Linked DNA regions of Homo sapiens: region 1 is linked to region 2. A link is an interaction called in ENCODE POLR2A ChIA-PET data of the cell type or tissue named here. Cell type or tissue: IMR-90. All regions are shown on one strand.

Evidence for each region. Peaks named below come from ENCODE experiments on the same cell type or tissue, not always from the same donor. Only the 100,000 strongest peaks of a DNase experiment are listed, where the experiment ranks them.
Region 1: POLR2A ChIA-PET joins it to region 2 with 9 read pairs; 2 of 35 experiments call an interaction of 5 or more read pairs at or near these places.

Annotation. Positions count from the first base shown.
Region 1 is chr2:182,939,755-182,944,754 of GRCh38, forward strand. NCKAP1 (NCK associated protein 1) reads right to left here. Exons shown (of 31, transcript NM_013436.5): 24 at 2,316-2,409. Among named protein-coding and RNA genes, the nearest start is that of FRZB, 76 kb to the left of the region's middle. In IMR-90, no CTCF peak of the experiment used is centred here; a DNase peak (open chromatin) is centred at 2,337; H3K27ac peaks cover 829 bases.
Region 2 is chr2:182,654,602-182,659,601 of GRCh38, forward strand. It overlaps a transcript of PDE1A not described here. Among named protein-coding and RNA genes, the nearest start is that of DNAJC10, 59 kb to the right of the region's middle. In IMR-90, no CTCF peak of the experiment used is centred here; no DNase peak of the experiment used is centred here.

The DNA of each region.
Region 1 (5,000 bases), 290 kb after region 2:
CAGTTCAATTGCTGAAAAAATAGTTCTCTCTACTCTCCTAAATGAGTCACTCTCAAGTGAATCGTTTCTTTTTCCAAATTATAGAAAAGATTTAATAAATTCTATTTAAAGACAAATTTGATTTATATGGGTCATTAACATTCAACAATTTAGATTTTGGTTTTGGCCAATTCCAAAATGGCCAATGAGTTAGAGGTAATGAGTCACCATTAATTATTATACACAAAATTCAAGTAAGCAGAATCTTGACAAACGACTATGAATTTTATTTTGAAAACTTGCAAATTCTGTTTGGAATTTTAACAAATTCCATTGTTTCAATTCCACAAATGAGAGTTAAATAAAGTACTGAACACTGCAGCGGATTATTTGCTTCTAATTAGATGGAACAGTCAAAAGACTGTTAGTAGGAAAGTAAATAGGGTTAAGGCCAATGGGGTTGTCAAATGAGTATTAAAAAATGGGAGAAAACATGAAAAAAACAAAACTAATAAGAATAAAGGAGTAGAAAATATAAGTAGCTAGTAAACCAATGTACAATAACAAAAGAAAGATCAGGAGAGTTTTAAAAACTAATTTCCTACTTATTCATACTCCTCCCTATAATGCTACCACGTCTATTTTTTTGTTTTTTAAAGTATCATATAATAAAAATGACCTTTTCTTTTCCTTTTGGTATACAGCTCCATTTTTTTTTTCTTTGAAATAGAGTTTTGCTCTTGTCGCCCAGGCTGTAGTGCAATGGTGCTATCTCAGCCGACTGCAACCTCCATCTCCCGGGTTCAAGCAATTCTCCTACCTCAGCCTCCTGAGTAGCTGGGATTATAAGCATGTGCCACCATGCCTGGCTAATTTTTGTATTTTTAGTAGAGACAGGGTTTCAATATGTTGGCCAGGCTGGTCTGGAATTCCTGATCTCAAGTGATCTGCCTGCCTTGGCTCCCAATGTGCTGGGATTACAGGCCTGGGCCACCACACCCAGCCCCAAATGTTATCATGTACAGATCTGTGTTACCACTATGTAACACACAGTGATATGTGTCGTATGACACATATGATAGATTTGTATCACCACTATGGTGAACAGTTTCATCACCCTAAAAATCTCCCTCATTGCTTTCCCTTTATAGTCCTGGCAACCACAGATCTGTCCTATAAGGTAATCTTTAATTTTTATTCAATAAGAATTAAATAAGTTTTACAGGATAAAATAGCCTAATAAAGTGATTCTCTAAAGCATTTAAGAGAAAAATGTCAAATATGAAGTATGTTAAATACATGTATGGCTTTAGTTTTCTTCTGGATTATTTTTTGTTTAGGAACATAAACTTGTTCTCTGGCTTTCTCAAATACAAAGAATATTTTATTTGGGATTTCATTTTTTTTTTTTAGTGTTGAGAAGGCTTTTAAATTAACCAAGAAGTATGACTTTAAAATAATTTTTCATTGTAACTTTAACAGTTCAAGTAAAAAAAGCAAAAGAAAATAACATTAGATCAAGTATATCTAAAACAGTTATCTGCTTGAACACACTTTAATACTTAAGATTCACTGTGATTTCACAATATACCTCCCACAAAGAATCAATGTCAAGAAGACATTACAATTTTTTTTTAAGTTGTAGGTTCAGGTTTTCATCAATCTTAGCTAATAACAAAAAGAAACAAATTACTGATCACTTAACAACATGGATGAATAAATCTCAAAAACATTATGCTAAGTGAAAGAGGCCAGACACAAATTTAATCTATAGTGACAGAAATAAGATCAGTGGTTGTTTGGCCTGGGGCCAGAGACTGGGGTAGGAGACCAACTACAAAGAGATAGCAAACAATTTTTCAAACTGATGGAACTGTTCTATATCTAGACTGTGGCAATGGTTATATGAATGCATCCATCTGTCAAAATCCAAAATACCGTTTGCTTAAATGGTACATTTTATTGTATGTAACTTATACGTATAAAGTTGATTTTTAGAAAGTTAACAGGCTCAGAAGCTAATCCTTTTAGTCTAAATTAATGTAGATTTACTGTATTAAATTTAATGGGTTCAAAACCAAATTGATACTGGTAATATTCATGAACTAGCGACACATAGTAGACTAAGAGTATGGTTAAGAAAAATTGTGAAACAGATAAGCCACACACACACTTATATGATCCTTTGACTGCAAAAATGTTCTAGTTCTCTTCATAAGCTAAAGAGTACTTTTCATAATTTACTACTTGTATTTATGTTACAAATTTTGAGCCAAAGCTAAATACTGAGTATCAAGATCTTCTTATGTTTATAAAAAGTATCATGAGTTACCCACATGATAATCTTTTAAACAGTGCAGCCATCTGGTCTGGTTTGTCAAAGCTGGTCCTCATTTGTGTTAACACATCAACATTCTCCACCACAAGTTTCTAAAAAAAAAAGAAAGATCCTAGGTCAGGCACAGACCTCTTTGTGTTAATGAGATAAGAGCATGCTTGGAAATTACAATCTGGCAAGTAGGAAACACAATTCATGAAATCCAGACGCTCTATGCTACATATATTTTTTTGTTGTTTCAATAAAAGCATCTGAAAATTATTTATATAAGCTTAGTGTTTCCCTTCAGTTTACAAATTCAAGAAGGAAGGAGTTCAGGAAAAGCAACAAAGGTAAGTAGTAGGATAAAGAATCATCTTATGCTTACTTAGACGCTGAACGGCATCAATAATAAAAAGTAGACACTAAAATGGACATAGCAACAAATTCCAACTGAAACAAAAAAACTAGCTAAAGTTAAACCTGGCCAAAGGCAGGCTAGAGTATGCCTGTAGACAATGAGTATTACTGGATACATACAAGTAGAGGGAGAATGACTTGTTATGGTATGGTACCACTTGATGGGGATTATATAATAGTAATGTTTCCCAACAAAAATTATAAAATGGAAGTATAAACTATCTACTCCTCTTTCACAGACCACTGAGAAAAGGGAAGAGAAAAGAAGGAAGAGATATAAATAAGGGAAGGGTGTGAAGGATAACTATTCAAGAAAAGTATAACTCATTGAAGAATGTTCTCCTCAAAAGAAACATTACAAAGTAATTTAAAAATTATAACACAAATGTAATTAATTTCATTCTGTCAGAGATAAGCCTAGACAACAATAAACCGAGTTTCTAAAACAACAAAGAGAGAAGTGAGAGAGACATTCTGCTCTTTGTTGCAGTTACCTGTGCGGTCTGCTTTCACCACTAAGTTCACCACTATCACACTTCCCAGTTCTTTCACAATGTAAGTGAAGTTTATAATTTAATTTCTGATCTCTATATCTCTACAAAGTTCTTGTAAATCAGAATTTTCTTTACTTTTGTTCTCTATAATGGTTCTCAGCCCTTGTACACATCACAATCACCTGTGGTGCTCTTTCCAAATACACATATCCATTGCTTCATTCTTGGTTATTTCAATTCAGCAGACCTGGTTGGGAAGGTGCAGCAAGCATATAAAGTGCCATGGTGTTTTTTACAAACGAAAGGTTGATAACATCTGATTTAAGGGAAAAAAACTACACAGAAAATCCATAAAAATACTTTTTTTGAAAACATTAGTATAAGTTTTGTTTAGGTTGCTTGATGTTATTACTTCAGATTGTTTCTTATTATGCTGCTAATCAGAAGTTAAGCTCTAGTCACATTTATTTGCTGAATTTAACTTCTATGGTCTCTGATTAGGCTGCCTGCTCTCTCTGGGCCAAAACAAAACTCTCCAAATCTAAAACTGGATTCAATACACACTCAAACTCTATGCCCAAGCCTGATAGTGACCATGCACTTTAAACATCGTATCACATATCAGTGAATCAACACCATCGAATTTAAAATGCACCTTATTCTATGTGTCACTAAAAGGAAAAAAAAAACCCAACTACTAACACTATAAGATACATACCATTTCAGAAATACTGATATATGTTTAATAATAAGAGCAATTATAACCATTTGTTAAGCTCTTATACAAGGTAACTTATAATCATATTTACTATAATCCAATTAAGGTAGGTAATATTCCAAGTTTACAGCTGAGGAAACTAAGGTCAGAGAAGTTGGATAACTTGCCCAAAGTTACAGTGATATTCAACAGTTAATTTGGAATTTGAATTCGGGTATGTCTCACTTTAAAATCCATGTTCTTAATCCCTAAAGAAATGGTTCCCCATCTTTTGTGCGCATAAAAATTCTCTAGAGAACTCCTTACAAACACACATTGCTGGGTCCCAGCCCCAGAATTTCTGATTTAGCAGGTCTGAGACAGAGAACAAAAACCTGCATTTTTAACCAGCTCCAAAGTAATGCTTCTTCTGCTGGTCTGAGAAGTAAAATTTGTGAACCATTACCCTAAATTATTTGCTGGCTTACTATTTTTGCTCTCTATAAAGTTATTGATTAATCTCACTGATGAATAAACTGAAAGCTGGCAGTAATAATAGGAATTACCAATGAAATGGTTTAGAATAAGTTTAGACAAAGCAAGTGAAATAAATCAAGATTTTTTTTAAAAAAAAGTTTGATATAATTTAGTTGGTATTGTGTTAAAAAGAAAGTGTTAAATTCTTGGCAAAATTCATATTTAAATTTCCTACTTCATTTGAAAAAATGTCCTTTAGGATCCCATGAAGAACTAGAAGAACTGATCTGTAAAATGCCAAAACAATTCTTTTGGCAGACTGGAAGGAGAAATGGACTCAACGCGCACAACCCCAAATAAAACACCCAAGAATTTTCGTAGAAAAAAAGACGGTTGCTTTCTTCTCCTGAAAGGAATAAACATGTTTCACCATAAGTACACGTACATAGTGTTGATTATGTCTGACACACAATTTATTCACAACCATCAAATATAAAAAAGCTCTACTTCTTTAATTAGCACACAAATTACCCTATAAAACAAAAAGGTCCTCGGCTAAAACAGGAACTAAAATAATTAAGATCACCTTTAAGATAAAAAGAAAAAGATTGAATCA
Region 2 (5,000 bases):
CATGTAATCTGATATATGCTTTAAGTCCTTTTGGGGCAGGAATGGAGACATATTTATGGCATACACATGAAGTAACCTCTCAGGGTCCCTCCTCAAGTGAACCTAGCCTTCCCTTCAATGAATGGGCTCTGGCTCTGTGAACTAGCTCAGATCTCTCTAGCTCAGTCTGGAATCTATTCATTGTCCACCATCCCATCTGACATCAGTCTTCTGTTCACAACTCTTTTTTTTCCATTTCTTGATGTTAACAAGCTGTACCTCTAATGGGCTTTCCATGTCTCTTCTATTGGGAACACCATGATGTATGAACACTTGCCACAGGTCCCAGTGGGTCAAGGCCTCCTGGTTATTCATCTGGCCTTTTTGCTCATTTGTCCTGTCTAAGGTACCACCATTTGGCCTCAGAAATTCTGGAATCCTATCATTCCTATTTTGTCTAGGCAACCACAGATGCCAATCCCCAACTCTCAACCATAGCGTAAAGAGGATAGTAACTACAGAGCTTCTCGAAGATGCCAATGTCTGCCTCAAGGTGCATTCCTTATTGCTTTAGTGAATGAAGTGTCATCAGGGCTCTCCCCGGGAACAGAGGCAGGAATGAGAGTTTTCTAGTCTCCCATAATAAATCCATTCTAACATGCCCACTTCCCTGAGCTTCTAACTCCATTCCTCAATACTCTGTCTAAAGGTTCTGGCTTCTCTAACTAGCTTCAAAGAGCCATCCTAGCAGGGCATTATGATGGACTCCAGGTGTTTTCACTAGGATGTTAAATCTTGAGTCATGGGAAGGTGAACCCAAGTCAATAAACTCTCCACTTACCAGCCTTATATTCTGCACCAAGCCCCTGGCTAATGGCCACAAGATCTATTTCCACACCTGCATACCTAGTTCCTGTTGGTACAGCCTATCCAGATCCTGCCATCCTTTAAAGAGTAAACTATTCCTCCCAGACTTTTCTCCTCAAGGAATGCTCAGATTTGACCCTTATTTCTAGCCTCTAGACAATGAGAGAAGGAAGGAAAACATGCATTATTTTGCAAGGCATTTGCCTGTGTTGAGGTCTTTCAGGAGAGTTTTCTTTTTCCCCGGCAAGGAGAGGATACTCTCCTCTAGCCAGTAGGTGGGGGTCACCTCTGACAGCACAGGAGAATAAAGGGTTCAAAATTCTCTGGCACATCCACCAAATGTCTTCATTCCAGTTCTCAAGTTTCCGTGATCTGAGCCCTGAATCTAATTTAGGAAACCTGCCAAGGCTTCTCACTCCATCTCCTTTGCAACTTGACCACTGTCACAATTAAATTCCAGTCCCAATCTATTCTCTGGCTGCAGGAGATAAAGATCACTTCAAAAACTGCCTTGAAGGCCTGCTGGGTTTCACAGTGTCCTGATTGATGGTTGGCTGACCTGACCCTGTGGTTGTCCTTCATCAAGCCTTTTAAAGCAGTTAGCAAAGGCCAGACAATTATACAGTCATTATTTCCCCCACATCATTCTATTACTGTAGCTGCCAGTATTTTACCTTCTACCTGTTGCAAGTGCAATCCACTACAGGTAAGATTCTTAGCCATCATGATACCACATTACCCCAGGAGTTCTCATCATTCCACTGAGCACCAACACATCAGTTTTCTTCCAAAAGACCTCTGAGACACATGAAGTACAGATTTAGAAATGAAGTATAGATCTATATTTGATAGTAATGAAAATAACATTCATTACAATCAAAACCTCTAAAAATCTGAGTGGTTTGACTCTATCTTACTTTTGTCAAGCAGCCAACTTGTGATTTAGCTATAATGCACATTCTATGATAATTTCACTTTGAAACTATAAAAATGGAAAGATGGGAAGAGCAAAAGAAAATCATCACTTTCATCACTTAGCTATACTGGATGAGGTATCAGGAATATGGACTGATGACCAATAAAGTAAGACAGACTCTACTCTGAGCCCTGGGATGAGATTTTAAGTTCTGCAGAAAATGGAAACGAATCTTTAAAATGTCCTTTTACTTAGTCTTCAATGAGTAGCTGTACCTAAAACAAGAAAAGCCTATTTGCAGAAATTCAAATAATCATTAAACTGTATTAGGCATACCATATTTGTATTCCTTCATTTATTTTTATTTTATTTGAAAACTTTCCAATAGTTCAAAACTACATGCTGGTATTATCTCATTTAATTTTTAAGTATTCATACAATAGATCCTGAAAACACATACTGAAATAGAGCTTGGCCAGACTTAGGATGGTGTGATTAGTCATTTTCTTCTTTTCTCTTATCTATGTTTTCTAAATTCCTTACAGTAAAAATGTATTATATGCAGAATAAAACACAACTGGCCAGGTGCGGTGGCTCATGCCTGTAATCCCAGCACTTTGGGAGGCCAAGGTGGGCAGATCACAAGGTCAAGAAATCAAGACCATCCTAGCCAACATGGTGAAACCCCCTCTCTACTAAAAATGCAAAAATTAGCTTGGCTTGGTGGTGCATGCCTATAGTCCCAGCTACTTGCGAGGCTGAGGCAGGAGAATCGCTTGAACCCGGGAGGTGGAGGTTGCAGTGAGCCAAGGTCGCGCCACTGCACTCCAGCCTGGTGACAGATCGAGACTCCGTCTCAAAAAAAACCCAAAACAAACAACACAACTATATTACGTTAAATTTTTTCAACCGCATTTAGAATATCAAATAGTTGCTTGAGCCAAGTAATGTGTCAGACATACATTTTATTGTCCTACCTCTACCAAATATTCCAACTTAGTCCTTATATTTAACACTATTACAAATATAAATCTCCAGTGAAGATGATGTCAGCCCTAACAACAAAAGTGATTAAGGATAAACAAATATATAAAAAATACTTGCCAGACCTTAGCAAAATCCTAAGTGGGCAGGATTTATTTTATATTGCTACTCTACCTTCTCTTTCTATACCTTTCACTAATCCATGCCCATCTTTTCATCATGTATCCAACGGTCTTAAGCTGTAGAGCTTCTGTGACATCAGAGAAAAATAACAAAAACACCTGATAAATTTATGTTTCCATGGGCATATGCTATTTCTTCTAGGAATATTTACATTGTAAAAATAAATATTAATAATGAAAAATAGTGAAATTTTAGACATTAGTAGGAGGTATATTTTTTGCTTCCAATTCTCCTAAAATCAACCATGTGGGAAGCCCCAGGTGGCTAAAAACATCTCTAAGTTTAGCTGTCCCTTTGTAGATGAGAGATCATCAGCAATAATGTGTTATAATGGCTTCTGTATCAGATAGAGACCATTTACTGTGTAACTTTGGAAAACTTATTTAAGACTACTCAGCCTGAGGTTTTGTAGCTATAAAATGGGAATAATATCTACCCTGCAAGGCAGTTGTGAGAAGAACAGTAATGACATAATGTGTGTATCGCATAGTACCTAGCACATAAACAGCTTCTCAGTAAAAAAAAAAAAAAAAAAAAAAAAACAAAAAAACTTTTCTTCCTGCCTTTCCTCCTGTGTTAGTTTCCTAGGGCTGCCATAACAAAGTACCACAAACTACATGGCTTAAAATATCAGAAAAATATTCTCCCATTTCTAGAGGCTAGACGTCCAAAGTCAAAGAATCAGCAAGGCTGGTTTCCTTTGAAGGCTCTACATATGAATCTCTTCCATGATTTTCTCCTAGATTCTGGTGATCACTGGCAGTCCCTGATGTTCCTTGCCTTGCAATTGTAACACTCCAATCTCTGTCCCAGCCATCATATGGTATTTTTCTGTGTGCACCTTTGCCCTCATATGGCCTTATTAGAAGGACACTGGTCATTATATTTAGAGCCTACTCCAATCTTAACCTCATCTTAATTTGATTATATGTGCGAAGATGCTGTTTCAAAACTAAGGTCACATTCACAAGTTCCAGAGGTTTGCACTTCAACGTATCTTTTTAAGTGATGCAGTTCTACCCACAGCATCGTGATTCTATAATGACATAGCATAGGTGGATTCCACAGTGTAACTGAGAGACTAACCCAAGTAAAGATGATTGAAGGAGTGGTACTCTATTAATAAGCGTAACAAGAACATGGTAGAAGCAGCTCAATAAGTGAGAAATGTTTGTCATTTTGTGCTGAATATAGCAATCATGTACACAAATAGTATAAGTTCTCTCAGTCATTCAACATTTTATCAGTTCAAGGGCAAAATTCTTTTGGATATGAGATGTCCAGAAGTTTCTCTTTGTATGCATACAAGTGCACTTTACTGCCATTTCCCACTCCTTCTTAAATTCCATTACTTTCAAACACTGGCAAATCTTTTTTCCCATTTTGAAAAAGGGTGAAATTTCTGCAAATTCTCACTGCAAGCCATCATACTATTGACAGGGACTGGAACACGGAATTGAAAGAAAAACTCATTTCTTACTACACTCTTTTTACCTATTTGAATTTATAATCTGCCTATATTACCTATTTAAAATAATTAAATTTTAAAAGTTACCTGATATCGACCCACTTATACCATCCATCTCTCTATTTGTAAGTTCCATCTACTTAACAAAAGCCTCTTGCCAAGCAGAATGTCTTCATCAATCTCCAAACCTCATGAATATTTCTATTCTGAATATTTTTTCATTCTTTCTTAGGAAATTTGTCTCTAGACAATGAAATGTTGTTAAGGAATAGTCTAAGTGTGAAAGGCTGAGAAATCCTTGAATAAATCTGTTAACTGGACTATTTTACATTTGTTCCCTTTATAAATAAGATTTACAGCCTCATAAAAATACAAGGAAAACATGAAGCAGACAAGAATCATATGCCAAACATAAATGATAGGGCATAATAGAAATAAAACCAATTCATAAAGAGTTGTACATAAATCTTGAGGTAAATGAAATAGTCATTCTTTGAAATGAGTTCAGAGTTGCACAAAATAAGATGATATCCCTCCAATTCTATAAAGTTATGTCTCTATTATTTTATGAAAACATGAGATATATTTATAAACTCTTTCTAC